Linked DNA regions of Homo sapiens: region 2 is linked to region 1. Evidence: read pairs that join two places in POLR2A ChIA-PET (ENCODE). Cell type or tissue: PC-9. All regions are shown on one strand. Each heading gives the region's core, and the rest is flanking DNA. Links, peaks and the distances in the headings are about the cores only.

Evidence for each region. ChIA-PET counts read pairs that join two places held together with the same protein. Peaks named below come from ENCODE experiments on the same cell type or tissue, not always from the same donor. Only the 100,000 strongest peaks of a DNase experiment are listed, where the experiment ranks them.
Region 2: POLR2A ChIA-PET joins it to region 1 with 7 read pairs; 1 of 35 experiments calls an interaction of 5 or more read pairs at or near these places.

The regions. Positions count from the first base shown.
Region 1 is chr2:45,206,404-45,214,549 of GRCh38, forward strand. All of the region lies in intron 1 of LINC01121 (long intergenic non-protein coding RNA 1121), which reads right to left. LOC105374576 (a long non-coding RNA gene) reads left to right here and starts at 1,019. Exons shown (of 3, transcript XR_940041.2): 1 at 1,019-1,387; 2 at 2,471-2,718; 3 at 3,010-5,270. In PC-9, for the core only: no CTCF peak of the experiment used is centred there; a DNase peak (open chromatin) is centred at 4,618; H3K27ac peaks cover 396 bases.
Region 2 is chr2:44,789,092-44,797,237 of GRCh38, forward strand. No RefSeq gene overlaps it. Among named protein-coding and RNA genes, the nearest start is that of LINC01833, 150 kb to the right of the region's middle. RefSeq lists an enhancer at 861-1,564. In PC-9, for the core only: no CTCF peak of the experiment used is centred there; a DNase peak (open chromatin) is centred at 4,420.

The DNA of each region.
Region 1 (8,146 bases), core at 2,752-6,751:
TCAGCCCTCAACTCTAGGCAGCTGCCCAAAACCTATAGTTGATAAGGTCCCCTTGGAAGGGCAACTGAGCAATAAGGAAGTCCCTAAGTTTACAGTAACTGCAGTGTCAGAGCCACAGTATAGGCGAGCTGCCTGTCGGGTGGCCAAGGATCCCAGACCCCTTCTGCTTGGAGCTCTGTCTGCTCCAGAGATCTTTGAGCACCTTGGCTGCCTGGGTGTTCAGATTAGCAGAAGGAGAGACAATGGCAGGGACAACATTGCAGTACCCTCCCATAGATTCCCATGGCTTATGGGACATATTACAAGCCCGTAATAATCAGGAAATCAAGGCCTTTAAATTTGGCCCTAATCCATCTGCCCAACCTAGGTGCACCCTTGCACATTCCCTGTGCTTCAGCGAAGCCAATGTTCTCAGTTCCTCCCTGTTCCTCCCTCTGAGCATAACCTTTCCTCATTTCTCCCCTTTCTTAATCCCACTGTCTTGGAGGTCCACGAAGCATTCTGACTTGATGGGTCCAGAGAAAGCTCTTCTTTCTTCAGGGCTGGATTACACTAACTGAAGATCACCCTAGAGTTTACACCAGCAAAGCATGAGCAACTACAAGTATTGTTTGGCAAGAATTTGTTCTCAGAAATTTTCCTTTAAAAGTACTGAAATAATCATAATGGGAAAGACATGAACTTTCTTGGACTTCTTTACTATAATTTTGTTGTTTATAGTATCACTTATTTTTAATGACGTGGAAGGGTGCCCTATAATTTTTTTCAGAGTTTCTAAGTCCCCTAGATCTGAACCCAGACTGTCTCTCTCTGACCACTTTGCCAAGTGGCAGCCTGTCTTGCACATAGGGGCGCTTAATCACACGTGCCTTGCATATGGTTATGTAACTGTTTCCGATCTCACTTCCCAATTAGATAAGAATCTCCTTCAAGGCCAGCAAGAAGTATTCTGCATAGTAAAGAGGTGTGCTGTGTGGATGGCTGCTAGTACAGTCCCTGGCACAGTCAAACCTCAACACATTAGATGTTTCTGTTATTATTATTTTACTTCTTTGTATCACCCCAGAGATTTTTATTTTCTTCAAAGATTGAACATGGCAACTGACAGGAGCTTAATGGATACTCGTTACATTTTATTGCAGTGATATTGTACCTACTAAATTAAATGGTGGACCAGAGAGCCAGTGTGGCATGATGAAAAGCAGAGTCTCCGGAGATGTGATACTTGGGTCCACATGCTGGCACCACCACTTGAGGCAGATGACCTGGCCTCGGGGGTCTCTGTTTCCTTGTCTGTAATGCCTACTTCATAGTTTTGTTATGAGAATGAAGTGGATTAATACTTCCGTGGTGCTTCACACTGTGCCTGGAACATAGTAAGCCTGACGTAGGTATCTTAAATAGAGATATCACCAAATAGAGTTGGGGAGAAGTTTACCTAGGGAAAAAGTTTTCAAAGTCGTACCAAGAAGACTGGTGCTATTTTACTGATTTGAGAGACCAGGTCCCCCTTTTTGGTAATACCATTTGCATATAAGCATCTAGTATGCTAATTCCATCGACTCTCATCTCTTTTTCAAAACAGACGCAGCAGGATCTCTGGCAGGATTTGACTAATGACTGACCTTAAAGTACATACCTTTAAGTAAAATACAAATATTTTTAATTCAAACCCTCCGCTCCTTTAGGGCTGTGGATGCTGTGATATAACACCCTGACCTCTCTTCAGGACTTTTGGGAGTCCTGCCACCTGTCAGCGCTCTCTGAAATCTGCCCTCAGCTGGAGAGAGCTCTTGGGGCAACCAAATCCAATGACTGGTTGACATGGAGAATGGAGGCCCATCTGCCTCACCCCAACTTGGGGCAGCTCTGCAGGTCATCCGGGCCCAGAGTTCCCCATGGGGTCAGCTAAGGCCTTTGATGAGACTGCAGGACATTCCAGCATCTCCTTTTGTCCAATCCTGTTTTTCTCCCTTCTCTTCCACAGATGTTGATCCTGGGTACACTCTCTAGTTAGTATCCTGCACACTCATCTCTATCTCAGAGTCCACTCCAGGGAGCTCTGCCTGCACCGCCAGTTGCAGCAACACCAGCAAATTCACTCGTTTTTACTAATTCTGATTTGACCTCTAATTTACAATTACCTGGATTGCATCCATAACTAAGATGACCATACAGACTGGTTTGCCTGGGACAATCCTCTTGTGACTTTCATTACCAAGAGATTTAATTATTATTAATAGCAATGCTTTTTACTTTTAAAATATCCACAGTTTGAACAATAAATTATATAGCCACCCTACCTATATAAACAGCCCTAATGTTCCCAGGCCTCACTGCCAGCATGAAAAAATAGTACATTGATGTAGTGTAAATTTCCTGAGCTTAGAGCTCCCACTAAATATAACTCCAGAACCTCAGCCCCCTTGCAAGAGCTCTCCACACTGACCCTACCCTGCTTTCTCCCCAGAACACCTGAGCGACCATCTGGAGCCCACACATCCTCAACAGATCACACTGCTGCTTGGCCACTGCTCTCCACCCTCTTCTGAGGCTGCTGCTTATACCACAGTGTTGATGGCCTCCTCTCTGCTCCCCAGAGCAGATGCTCCCACCAACACTGCTGCTCTTGGGCATCAGATAGGTTCTGCGAGCTTCACCATTGTCAGAAGGCCCAGATGGCTCCGGGAGGTCCCATGGATGCTCAGCCCAAACCAGGTTTTGAGTCTTTATTTCGGTTGTAGCTTGATATATCTATACACCCCACCTCCGTACAGTAAATGAAAAAATCATCCCTTTGCATAGACATTCTTCTCTCTGGATCCCACAGCAGAGTGGTGGGCTCTATATGGGTGCAGTTGGGCTCATTTTATCTACAAAGCTCTTTTCCACTGAGGGCCACACATAGGCCATCAAGGTGGCTGGATCAGGTTAGGGTTTAATAGCCTCCAAACTATACCTGGAATCCCTATTCCTGCCTAACCCTATGGTTCAAATTATTTTTTCCAGGAGTTTTCTCACACTCCATGCAAGTGAGTTGGCGCAGATAGACGTGCGGAAATTGGAATCTAACTCCACATAAACCAGTTATGTATACGGGAAGTCCTTATTTTGCATAGTAATGCAAGACCATAAAAATGACTGTGTAAGCTGAAACCCTGCAAAGCAATCTTAATCGAAGGGAATAATTACAGTTGTTCTGTGACCTTTAAACATTTTTGTCAAAACATTAAACATTCTCTTACTGTTGTTTATAAATGCATGGGGAAATGAAAAATTAACAAAACTAATATTTATTTATTACACTGTAATTTAAAACATTAGAAACATTGAGAATTAAGGTGTTTTATTTCTTTGTAAAGAACATATCAAAAGTAGTTTGCACAGTTCTTGCCTTTCTCCCCTTACTGTATAGCTTATGATACAGCTGGAGCAACTTTTCTATGCCTTGGTGAATTGTCGTACTTTGTTGTAAGTGTAGTCTAGTTCTAAGTCAGGTCCTAATGTTTTATCCTTTGCTCTTGCAATGTTACAAAATATCTATAAGAATTCCTTGAAGGTGAAGTTTTTTGCCAGTGCCACTTCCACTGGCACATCTTCATTTTCTTGGAATCTGGATGCAGATTTCCCAGCTGCATGCTTACATGTGCTAGCAGCTTCATCACTAGCTTGACATCAATCAATTCATGCTAAATTCTGGAATGAGGAAACAAGCCTTTACTGGCAGTAAAATATTCTTCTTCAGTATCCTTGTAATTACCATTTTCTTTCAATGTGGCAACTAAGATCAATGCTTTGGCCAGGATGCAAGCCAAACTACTTCGGATTTTGAAATATTACAGTCTTCAATCCAAAGTAGAAAACTCTCCAAGCATAAGCAGCTTTCTGGTCCTATTGCAATTTAAACTAAGAGATGAAGCAACGTTACCTTGCTTTTAATACACATTGGATTTTTCCAGTGCAGTTTGTTCCATAGCTCCATGCAGGCCATGGTGCATCCAGTCTTTGCTCTGCTCTTGCCAATTTCACATCTTCAATCTAATCACATCCAGTTTACTGCCGGCATTATCACTTTTTGTTTCTTTGTTGCATTTTTATTTTTGTTAGCTTACCCTCTATCCAGTGATCCATTTTTTGTAAAATTTTCATCACATGGATTTATCACTGGAAGACAAGGAGGCAACACAACTTCACATTTTGCTGTCTGGGCATGAACTGAGTAACAGATATGCAATGACTAATCAAGGACAGGCTTTGAAAGAAGTGATGTGATTGGTTCATCATGATGTGCATCTGTTGTTTATATCATGATTTGCGGACTGGCAAGCAGGCAGTGAAGTTTGTACTTTATGCAATTATAGTTAATATATACTGTGGTGACTGAAATTTGAACTAGTTTTTGGGAACGGGTATTATTTCGCTAAACTGAAACTTGTGCACATCAGTGCCATAAAAAGCAAGGACTGCTTATTAATGTGTACCAACCAAATACTTTTGGGCACATTCACAGCACAGCACTTCCTCCTCCTTGTGGTTGGACGGTTCCACGTGACCAGTCTAGCCAATGGATTGTGAGCAGAAGTTACATGTGTCAGTTCCGTGCCAAACCATTTGATGGACAGTCAGTCGTGTCCTAGCCCCTGAGGATATCGGAGGAGGTGGCTGCTCTGTTAGCCTAAGTCTCTGAGCAACAAAGGTGAGCAGAGGCCCCCTGCTGAGATATGATGGACATGTAGCATAAGCAAGAAGTAAACCTTTGTTTTAAGCCACTGAGATCTTGGGGTTATTTGTTTCTGTAGCATAGCAACTCGTTATGATTGATATAAAATATCATCAGGAGGTAATCTAGGAAAAGGAGGATAGGGAGCTGGGCAGAATTTAGAACTCAGAAATTGGCAGCTGATAGTAAAAGGGCTCCAAATTTGTAGGGGTAGGAGGAGAGGAAGAATCAGGGGCATGTACTTAAAAAATCTTTATATGATAAAAAAAAAATTAGCACAGACACAGAAAATAAATGTATAGCTTAATAAATTATTAAAAAATGAAGGTTATCCATTTATGGATTAATAGATTAATGGACTATCATGGGAGTGGGACTCGTGGTTTATAAGAAGAGGAAGAGAGACCTGAGCTAGCACTCAGCCCCCTTGCCATGCAATGCTCTGTACCAGTTTAGGACTCTGCAGAAAGTGCCTACCATCAAGAATGTCTCTCGCCAGACGTGGTAACTTGACCTTGAACTTCTCAGCCTCCATAACTGTAAGAAATAAATTCCTTTTCTTTGTAAATTACCCGGTTTCAGGTATTCTTTTATAAGCAATAGAAAATGAGACTGTTTCCTCACCCCTCCCTCTTTGCCCTCAAGAGGCGACCACTTACTTGCCTCTTATGGAAACACCCTCCTTCCTTTCCTCATGCCATTATCAGTCCACATGTGCATCCTTCAACATTGTGGTTTAGTTTTACTTTTTAAATATTTTAAAGTCTCTTTTAATGTACAGACTTCCCCTTTACCACACTCCTTTCCCCTTGTGAATGTATGTGTTACAAGAACTAGATCATTGGTAGAGTTTCCCACAGCATAGATTTTGCCACTTGTACCCCCACGGTGCCATTGATGTGTTCCTCTGGCCCCTGTATTTCCTGTAAATTGCTAGTTGGATCTATAGGCTTGATCCAATGTGGGTTTGATTATTTTTGGCAAGACAACGTCATAGGTGGTGGTGCCTTTGTTCTCCAGAAAGTGTAATCATCTTTAAAATAATTATTATTTTAATAATAACCATAGGTGTTCATTTATTTGGGGTTACAGAATGGCAAAATTCCAATTTGAAATGTCTCCTGTTCCACTCTGGTTACCAATGATGCAGTTCAAATGGGACCATCAGGGTAAATGCTTGATTTTTTTGTTTGTTTGTTTCTTCAGAATTCAAAGCTTTGTCACATACATGTACTAGTTGCTAAGATCTGAATGTGGCAAAACTGTTGTAAAGGTCAACCTGGCCTCGATTGGCCCAGCCTTCTCTCCCCAGGTCCTTTGACCTCCTGAGAGATCATTCCAGGCCCTGTGAATCTCAGTTTTTCTTCCCATCTCCCCACCCCGTCAGAGCCCACCTTCATGGAGGGAAGGTCCTCATGCTCACTCACCTTAGGAGGTAAATTGTGGGCATTGTCCACTCTAGGGAATGTGGATTTTAAGGCCTCTCTCTCAAATATTGTCTCACTTAGTCCCTGTGGAGTTCAAAACAGGTAGCTTCAAGCCCAAACTCACCTTGCAATGTTTTGTTTTGGCCATCACAGAGTGTTTTCACTTGTTGTTTGTTTTGCTTTTAAGTGGAGCAAGACTGCATTTAGGCAGGGGCATATTCTCTGCAGTTAGATCAGAGCCCACCGCCTCCCCTTGCATTGTACCCGCCCTGTGTTCTGAGTCCCTTTGTGTTGCAGAACCTTGTAGGTAGGTGTTATTAGCCCATTTTTCAGGTGAATGGACAAGAACTGGAGAATTGATGTGGGGGACCTAGGTGAGGCACAAATGGAAATGGAACAGCCACTGAGTGCTCTGGGAAGGAGACCACAAGCCAAAGGAGAGAGTCCACACTGGGAAGACCCAGCTACAGGGCCCTCTCCATCCAGCCTGGTGCAAACTAAAACCCACATTCTTTTTTCTTCCCTTTTACAGAGACAGCTCAAGGAAGCATGATAAAATGAGGCCTAAGATAATATTTGAGGGGAAAGTTTATTTTTTTATGGTCTGTTTGCATTACACCATCGGGTGAAGAGAGGAGGAGAAAGACTTGTCCCAAATGGCAGAGCTGGAGAAGCACAAATCCAATGTCAATAGTTGGAAATACAAGTGTGTGGTTTCATTAAACTTCTTTTTTTAAAAAAAACTTTGTTCTTCCTTTTCCTGAGGCAGTCCAAGGGAAGGGGACACAGAGGTGGAAACAGACAGGGAGAGAGGAGGGAGCAAGCCAGGGCCAGCGAAGGGGGCTTGTCTTAAGGAACCTGCTCCCGCTGTGAGTGTCCTCAGCCAGCCCAGGAGGCTGGCAGGCCTGATCAGAAGCAGCCAGCCAGAGCCTTCCGCTGATTCCAATGACGGCTGCTAAGCAGGGGCAGGCAAGTCAGAGTTTCAGCATTTGTCCAACAGCTTTTTTTGAAAGGATTTTTTTTTGTTTTTGAAAACCTGAGTGAAAATGAACAAATAATCAAATCCAGGTCACCCTGAGGAAAATGATTTGACTTCTGTGTTCTCCTGTGGCCCCATTTGGCCATAGCTGGCCCCTTCCCCTTCCCCCTACTACCACGCTGGCCCTTGGCTGCCCCAAGGCAGAGACCATGTCTGCAGAGCCAGGAGAGGTAGGTTAAGAATGCAGGCTCTAGTCAGACAGCCTGGGGGTTCAAGTTAAAATATTAGCTCTGGCACTTATTAAATAGGCCACCTTGGACATCTTCTTTGTGCCTCAGTTTCCCCATTTTAAAATGGAGATGTGATAATACCTCATGGTCTGCTGAAAGAATTCAATGGAAAAAGTGCTTACTACAGTGCCTAGCATGTAGTTTTCAGCAAGTATTTGCTGTTATTCTATTATTTTTAGAGCCTTTTCTGTCTCCCTTCCTTTGTCTTTCCATTACATGCCACTCCTTAGCAGTCCCACTGGATTTGTCCAAATAGATAAACTCACTCAAAGAAATAAAAATAGGTGTTATCTTGCAAGGTATTTTGCACACTGTCCACTCAGACCTTCTCTCTCAAGCAGTTTCTGCACAGCTCTGTGGATACCACATCCTTCCCTCATCAACATGCCCTAGTTCTTGTGGCACAATCTGCATGGATTGCCCTCTCTATTCATTTCCACCCACCCAAATCTAGTTCAAGGCCCACTTTGCAACAGAACGTTGGATCAATCTGGGAATGGCTTGATTCAGGGTCTTGCCTAAAGTCACTAGGATCTGGTTTCATCTCTTGGTTTTGCTTTCTCCATGTTGGCTCCACTCACAGACTCTACACACCTGGTGGCAAGAGGTTTGCAGGCAAAATGGGCTGCAGATTCAAGCCCAGTGAGAAAGATAACTTGCCTCTTTCCTAATAGCCCCAGCAGACATACCAGGTGTTCCTTGGCTATGATTGGGTCACAGACCCATCCCT
Region 2 (8,146 bases), core at 2,369-6,368, 420 kb before region 1:
TCCTGTGATATCAGCACTGCTCCAGCAGCTGCACCCACCCACGTCGTGGGGTCACTTGCGGCCTGCACAGTAGGACCAAAGTGAGGCTCTAGAATCTCCAGGACAGCAATGCCAAAAGATATTTCTTTCCCATATTCCCTTCCATTCTTCATTGGCAAGGTAGAAACCAAATTTTTGACAGAGAAATTAGATGTGTCAGTGATTCACCCCCTTACAGTGTGATTAAGCTGCTTTTGATCATCTGTGCTAGATGTAAAGACTACGAAAATTCAGGAAAATAGAAGTGTTAAGGAAATAGAGCCAGCACATCAACATGTTAGGACTGATTTCCATCTTCGGGAGGACAGAACAAAAGATGGGTCTTCACCAGGAAGCAAGGGACAAAAAGAAGCCCAACAATCAGCTGATGTGCTGTGAGTAGGGACAAGAAAACTGCACAGAGAATCTGCGGATAAATTATTCCTGGGTAATTCTGACTCTTGATGCAGAGGAGCCCACACAGAACTCTGTCTCACAGGTGCTGGTTGCCTGGCTGCCTGGTTGCCAAGTAGAGAAGGAAGATACAAAAAATTCTGTTCCCTTACAGTGCACTTGACGTCACTACAGTAATTTTTTTTTAAATCAAGCACATTTAGACATTTCTTCCTTTTAGACATTCTCTTTGAAGAATCAAAGAGGGAGGAATTTGGGTGCGGTGTGAGGCAGCATACAATTCTCAGAGGACCCCTGGGCTGCCTGTGCGTCGTGAGCAGTGGGCTGGGGGAGAGAGCTCCCATCCTAAAGGCTTTGTAGCTTGCAAGGCTCAGAACAAACAGATTTTAGTTCATTGCTTATCTGATCAGTATTCACTTCCTAGATTTTTTTTTCAGTTAGGACTACATTCTTTATTGTCAATTGAATATTAATGATTTGGAATTTTCCACCTTTGATACTGGCAACGAAAGGTGCTAACCTGACATCAACAACCCAGGACTCTTCCCTTGAGTTTGCTGCAAGGGGTCTCCAGAAAGGGGCTGATGGGAGTGAGGTGTTTACCCAGCTCCTTCCATCCCAAATTAAATATTCAAATTGGGTTTGTTCTGGGGCATTGTTAAGGCTTGAGCTTTAATTTAATGGAAATGGCATTGTCCCTGGAAGAAAGGTTTCATTAGGCCAGGCCGCAAACTTTTCCCATTATCCTCTGGAGGAAACAATCTGGGTGACAGCCTGCCCGTCATAATCCCCGCTCCAGATTTATGGTGACAAAAGACTCTTAATACTGAAAATGTTCGGGGGGAGGAGAAACACTTCCCAAACAAGAAGTCTCTCCTTTCCAGGCCAGGTAACAAAGGGTCAGGAGGAATTTGGTGGGGGCCTCCTGGCCACCTGCCGGTTAAGCCCATGGTCAGTAGATTAACTGCAGCTCTGACTGAGTGTTTAGAAAGGCAAGTTACATGGCAGAGCAAACAAAATTCAGACTGTGCTTTACACATGGTAATCCCAAATTTAATAAGGCTTCACCACTGGGAAGCCAGAGCCCAAAAGGTAGCTGAGGTGTGGGGCTCTATTGTTCCCAGCCAGGGTTGTCGCCATTGGTTGTCTGAGCAGCCTCTGGGCCCACCCCCCTGGGGGTCTGTGGCCTCAGCTAAGAAAATTCCTCCTGGCCCTTTGGGGGGAGTCTGTTGTTTTCCTTCCTGCCAAGCTTCACCGGCCTTGTCCAGAGTCAAGTCACAACTTTGCCTGAACAAAGTCCCTGCAGAAGGCTTGGGTGGTCAGAAGGCCATATGAGCTTCCAGCCCTGTGGGCTGCACCAGAATCCGCCTCCCTGACCTGTGGGCTCATCATGGATGGGGCTGAGGCTTCACGAAAGAGTCCTGGGAAGTCTGTGATCCAGCCTTGGTCAAAGCTGCTGAGGGCCCAGATGTTTGTGCCCTGTTGAATTTCAGGCCTCTAAGGTGGGGGGTATGTGGGGTAGGTGTGAGTTATTTCTGAAATTATAATGAGCTGAAGGAATGTTTCTCTGTGGCCATCTTCCTGATTGTATTAGTCCATTTTCACACTGCCGATGAAAACATACCCAAGACTGGGTAATTTATAAAGAAAAAGAGGTTTAATGGACTCACAATCCCATGTGGCTGAGGAGGCCTCACAATCATGGTGGAAGGCAAAAGGCACTTCTTACATGGCGGTGGCAAGAGAGAATGGGAGCCAAGCAAAAGTGAAACCCCTTATAAAACCATCAGATCTCATGAGACTTATTAACTACCACGAGAACAGCATGGGGGAACCGCCACCATGATTCAATTGTCTCCCACTGGGTCCCTTCCACAACACATGGGAATTATGGGAGCTACAATTCAAGATGAGATTTGGGTGGGGACACAGCCAAACCATATCAATGATCATTCTTCATTGAGCAGCTATTTATCACCTACCTGCTATGTGCCAGGCACTGTGTTCAAATGCTCAGGACATTAAGGTGAAACAGAAAATAGACATGATCTTGCTTCACAAGGACCACAAACTGAGCTAAGTGCTGCAAAGGAGAGAATAATTGTCCCATGAGCCCATACAATACAGGGACTTCACTGAGTCAAGGGGAACAGGGAGGACTTTTCTAAGGAAATGAGCCACAGCAGAGATCTGAAGGGTACCAAGGGGCTAAGCCAGGCTGATGATGGGAGCAGAAGGGAATGCAGGGTGAAGGGAAGCCCACCAGTGTGGTAGAGTGTCTCAACAAGATGTGTACAAGTTGTATACAAGGAAGCTGGCCTCCTTCATTCTGACTCCTGGGGATCACAAGCCTGCACAAGAAGAAATGTGGGAAAAGCAGGGAATCTGGGAAAAACTAAAAATACAAAAATTAGGTGAGCATGGTGGCTTGTGCCTAGGAATCGCATCTATTCAGGAGGCTGAGGCAGGAGAATCGCTTGAACCTGGGAAGTGTTCCTAGTTTATGTGTATCATTTGTAAGAGGGCCACGGGATGCCGAGAATCTGTAAACAATTCCTGAGGAAACCCTAAACCTCAGGTGAACCTCCTGGACCTGGGCACCAAGCTGCTGAAAGATGAAGCAATTAAAAATGAAAAAACAATGTTCAAAAAGATAGTTTTCTGAATCTCCTTATTGTTCAAGATGGAAACCCAGTACACACATTTGCCTCCCATCTTTCCAGAAATCTTGCTGAAATAGTTTTAGAATTCCAAAAAGACATAAACCCATAATACTAAGGAGAGGAGGAGGAGGTCACCCACAGATAAGAGATGTAAGCAGATTTCTGGAATATGTGAAGTGTATGGGAGACATTATTAGAGGAAACAGCTGATGACGGCCACATAAAATGCTCTATGGAGGGGCAACAGAGAAGATGGAAGCCGGTTCACCCAGGAAACCTCAGAAAGATTCAGGAAAGGTATGTACACAATTGCACAGTAAATCCACACCATCTATAGTGCTTTTATTTTCCAAAATTTGGGTTTACTGTGATGACTGAGGAGGCATAAATGGAGAAATGAGGAGAACCATTTGCATGAATGAAATATATGAAAATAAACAAGCAGTTACCTAGTGCAGTGGCATGTATCTGTAGTCCTAGCTATTCTGGAGGCTGAGGCAGGAGAATCACTTGAGCCTGGAAGTTTGAGGACAGTTTGGACAATGTAGCAAGACCCTATCTCTTAAAAAAAAAAAACAGAAAAATATCACTTCTGGGGAAACAGAACTTAAAGAACAGATTACTCAAAAATTTTTTTAGAATTCTCGAACAGAATTGGGAAGATAATACATTCTAAAAATGGGATCTTGAGAACAGAATGAGCTCTTGGAAATTAAAAATGCAATTGGTGAAATAAAATAGTAGAAGGACTAAAAAGTTGAAATATCACAAAGCATAGAGCAGAAAGACAAAATGAGAAAATATGAGGGGGAAAATAATAAAAGACATATGTAATAATCCAAGATCTAAAAGGCATCCTAGAAAGAAAAAAGAAGTAAAGGGGAGAGAATTCTCAAAGCACAGAAGAACATTTCCTAGGGCTGAATGAGAATAGTCCTATGAAAAAGATCCACAACTAGACATAATCCAGGTAAAATTTCAAAACATGAAGTAAAAAGAATAGATTGTAAAAGTCTCCAAAGCAAAAGAGCCGGACACCTACAAATAAGCAGCAGTCAGAATGGCATCAGACTTCTCAGCAACACTAGATGCTGGAAAATAATGGGTGCTGAGGGAAAACGGTTTTCAGTCTAGAATCCTATACACAAACTATCCACCAAGAAGAGGACAACAGGAGAGTTTTCAAACAAACAGGTACAGAAAGTTTACCTCCAACAGGCCCTTTCTTAGGAAGTTGCTGGAGCAAGTTACTCCTGCAAAAGCAGGACATAAGATGGGAGAGAGAAGAAAATCTGAGGTTGAACTTAGGAAAGCCATAAAGAGTCTCAAGGGGACAGCTGTGCAGCACCTTGGAGAGCAGCCAGCCATACTGCTGTGGGATCACAGAAGACTTAAGAGGAACAGGGGAAAGGCAATTATTAGTAGATTAGAGAACATAATTCATTTAAAATTCAGATTTAAAATAACACAGAGCTGAGCATGGTGGCATGTGCCTGTAGTCTCAGCTACCCAGGAGGCTAAGGTGGGATGATAGTTTGAGCCCAGGAGTTCAAGCTCAGCCTGGGCAACATAGCAAGACCCTGTCTCTAAAAAAAAAAAAAAAAAAAAAAAAACACACACAAAAAAACAAAAATGAAAAGAAAATTAACATAATAGCAAATAATGCAAGCAAGAATAAAGGCATCTGGAAACCCTATGGAGAAAAATTGGGTTAAAAAAAAGTCAAGCTCTGAATATGAAGCAAACTAGGAGACATGATATGAAGCAACTGACGAAGTATAAGCAATGAGAATCCTTTTGACTTGGTGCTGGAAATACACTCTTTTTAGAGGTCCAGTGATCATGACACTGAACTTGAAGAGCAGGAAGTATAATCCTAATATTACTATTAGTAAATAAGAATTACATAATAATACAATGAAGCCAATGTGATCAGTTTCCCATTTTAAGACTCAACCTTTAAACAAAGCTTAGAAAACTAGGGTGTGTGCATCTGACAAAGGGCTAATATCCAGAATCTACAAAGAACTTAAACAAATTTACAAGAAAAAATTAACCCCATCAAAAAGCGGGCAAAGGATATGAACAGACACTTCTCAAAAGAAGACACTTATGCAGCCAATAGACACATGAAAAAATGCTCATCATCACTGGCCATCAGAGAAATACAAATCAAAACCACAATGAGATACTATCTCACACCAGTTAGAATGACGATCATTAAAAAGTCAGGAAACAACAGGTGCTGGAGAGGATGTGGAGAAATAGGAACGCTTTTACACTGTTGGTGGGACTATAAACTAGTTCAACCATTGTGGAAGACAGTGTGGCAACTCCTCAAGGATCTAGAACTAGAAATACCATTTGACCCAGCCATCCCATTATTGGGTATATACCCAAAGGATTATAAATCATGCTGCTATAAAGACACATGCACACGTATGTTTACTGCAGCACTATTCACAATAGCAGAGACTTGGAACCAACCCAAATGTCCATCAATGATAGACTGGATTAAGAAATTGTGGCACATATACACCATGGAATACTATGCAGTCATAAAAAAGGATGAGTTCATGTCCTTTGTAGGGACATGGATGAAGCTGGAATCCATCATTCTGAGCAAACTATCACAAGGACAGAAAACCAAACACCACATGTTCTCACTCATAGGTGGGAATTGAACAATGAGAACACTTGGACACAGGAAGGGGAACATCACACACCGGGGCCTGTTGTGGGGTGGGGGGAGGGGGGGAGGGATAGCATTAGGAGATATAGCTAATGTAAATGATGAGTTAACAGGTGCAGCACACCAACATGGCCCATGTATACATATGTAACAAAACTGCATGTTGTGTATATGTACCATAGAACTTAAAGTATAATAAAAAAATTTAAAAACTAGGGTGTGTGGCAGGACAGAATAGAAACTTTAACCTTAATAATGTAAAAGTACAACTGTAGTGGCAGAAGGTGGGATGTAGAAAGGAAAAGAAAGGTTAGAGGAGAGGATATTTGTAATAATATCCTCAACTTGCAAAGCAGATAGTCAAGAGGCACTGGGGAAAGTTGACGGATCCATAAATATAGGTTTAAACATTTTATCAAAGTTACAAAGGCAAACCATAGAAGACAGGAATATCTAAATACTGAACATTGAAATTCACACTCAGAATTCCACAGATACCTGAAAAAATGGTAAATGAAGAAGTAGAAATAAAAGTATATTACAAGTATAATGGGTATATGTTATATGGGGAAATCCACCTAGGGCCAGATAAAATATAATATTATGCAGTATTTGGGACGTATCTATTCATTGTTTATCTGACATTTGAATTTGACAGGGCATCCTGTATTTTTTTTTTCTCCTAAGTCTAGCAACCCTAGATCCACTAGAGGAACTAAAAATCAAAAGTGTGCAGGCTGGGCACGGTGGCTCATGCCTGTAATCCCAGCACTTTGGCAGGCCAAGGAGGGTGGATCACCTGAGGTCGGGAGTTCGAGACCAGACTGACCAACATGGAGAAACCCCGTCTCTACTAAAAATACAAAATTAGCTGGGCATGGTGGCACATGCCTGTAATCCCAGCTACTAGGGAGGCTGAGGCAGGAGAATCACTTGAACCTGGGAGGTGGAGTCTGCGGTGAGCCAAGATCATACCATTGTACTCCAGCCTGGGCAACAAGAGCGAAACTCTGTCTCAAAAAAAAAAAAGTATATACTACTTGATCTGTAACTGTAGGTTTGCATTATTTTGATAAGAATAAAAAATTTCAGATGTGTTCAGTGCATTTAGGAAATCAATCCCTTATTTTGAATATATATAGGAAGAGGCATATTTATTAAATCAGCCTTGCCCTGTCCCACTTAATACATTTTAAGCAAGTATTTAAAGAATATTAGTTTGCAAGGATTCCATTTGTAAGCCTGTCAGGCACCAACAGGACTTAGGTGCTTTGGTCAAGTATGTGCCAGATGCTGTGGGAGGTTGCTGGGTCTAGGAACTGGCGAAGAGACAAGATATATATTGTGTACAGAACAGCTAACTCTTTAAGGGAGGTTGGCTTCTATTGAAGTCAGATGATTGCGGGAAAATGGTGGTAAAGGTGGTGACTGCTAAGTGCTACAGGGGCTGAGCTGAGGGAGCAGGTGAAAAGCAGAACAGGGTTGGTGATGAAGATGAGGCTTAGAGGAAGAGGAGGAGGGTTTGGAAAAGGAAGAGGCAGCGATTCTAGCGCCTGCTTTTAAAGACCCTGATTTAAACCACACCTTAGGGCTGGGCGTGTTGGCTCAAGACGGTAATCCCAGCACTCTGGGAGGTCGAGGCAGGTGGATTGCCTGAGCTCAGGAGTTCAAGACCACCCTGGGCAACATGGTGAAACCCTGTCTCTACTAAAATATAAAAAATTAGCCAGACATGGTGATGCTCGCCTGTAATCCCAGCTACCTGGGAGGCTAAGGCAGGAGAATTGCTTGAGGCCAGGAGGCGGAGGTTGCAGTGAGTCAAGATCATGCCACTGCACTCCAGACTGGGTGACAGAGTGAGACTCCATCTCAAAAAATAAAAAAAAAAGCCACACCTTAGCAAAGCATTAGCTGTCTGCCTGCCCCCAACCTCTCCCAAATGCACCCCAACGAGCACCCACTTTTTGTGGGTCTCCAAACCTTCAAAAGGCTACTCAACCAGTGGATAAATGTCCAAGAGACCTTCCAAAGTGATGAATCAATGGTCAAGAGGTGATGGGGAACCACTGCTTTGGCTGGGTCTAAGCAAACCCTGGCTAGAGGTCTCCCAGGCCTGGCGGGCCGAGAAGATTAGCCTAACCCCTAGGGAAAAGTCCCTTCCCTGATCAACTCAGTGCGAGGTGTTAACCTTGTTTGAATCCTGATTTGAAACACCATCTGCCAAAGTTCATTTCTAAGCCAAATGAGGAAATTTGAACATTGCCTCAATATTGGTAGGATTGAGAAACTACCGCCAATTTTTTAAAGTAATGAACTATGGTTGTGCTTTTAAAGGAGACTTTAAATATTCGGAAATACT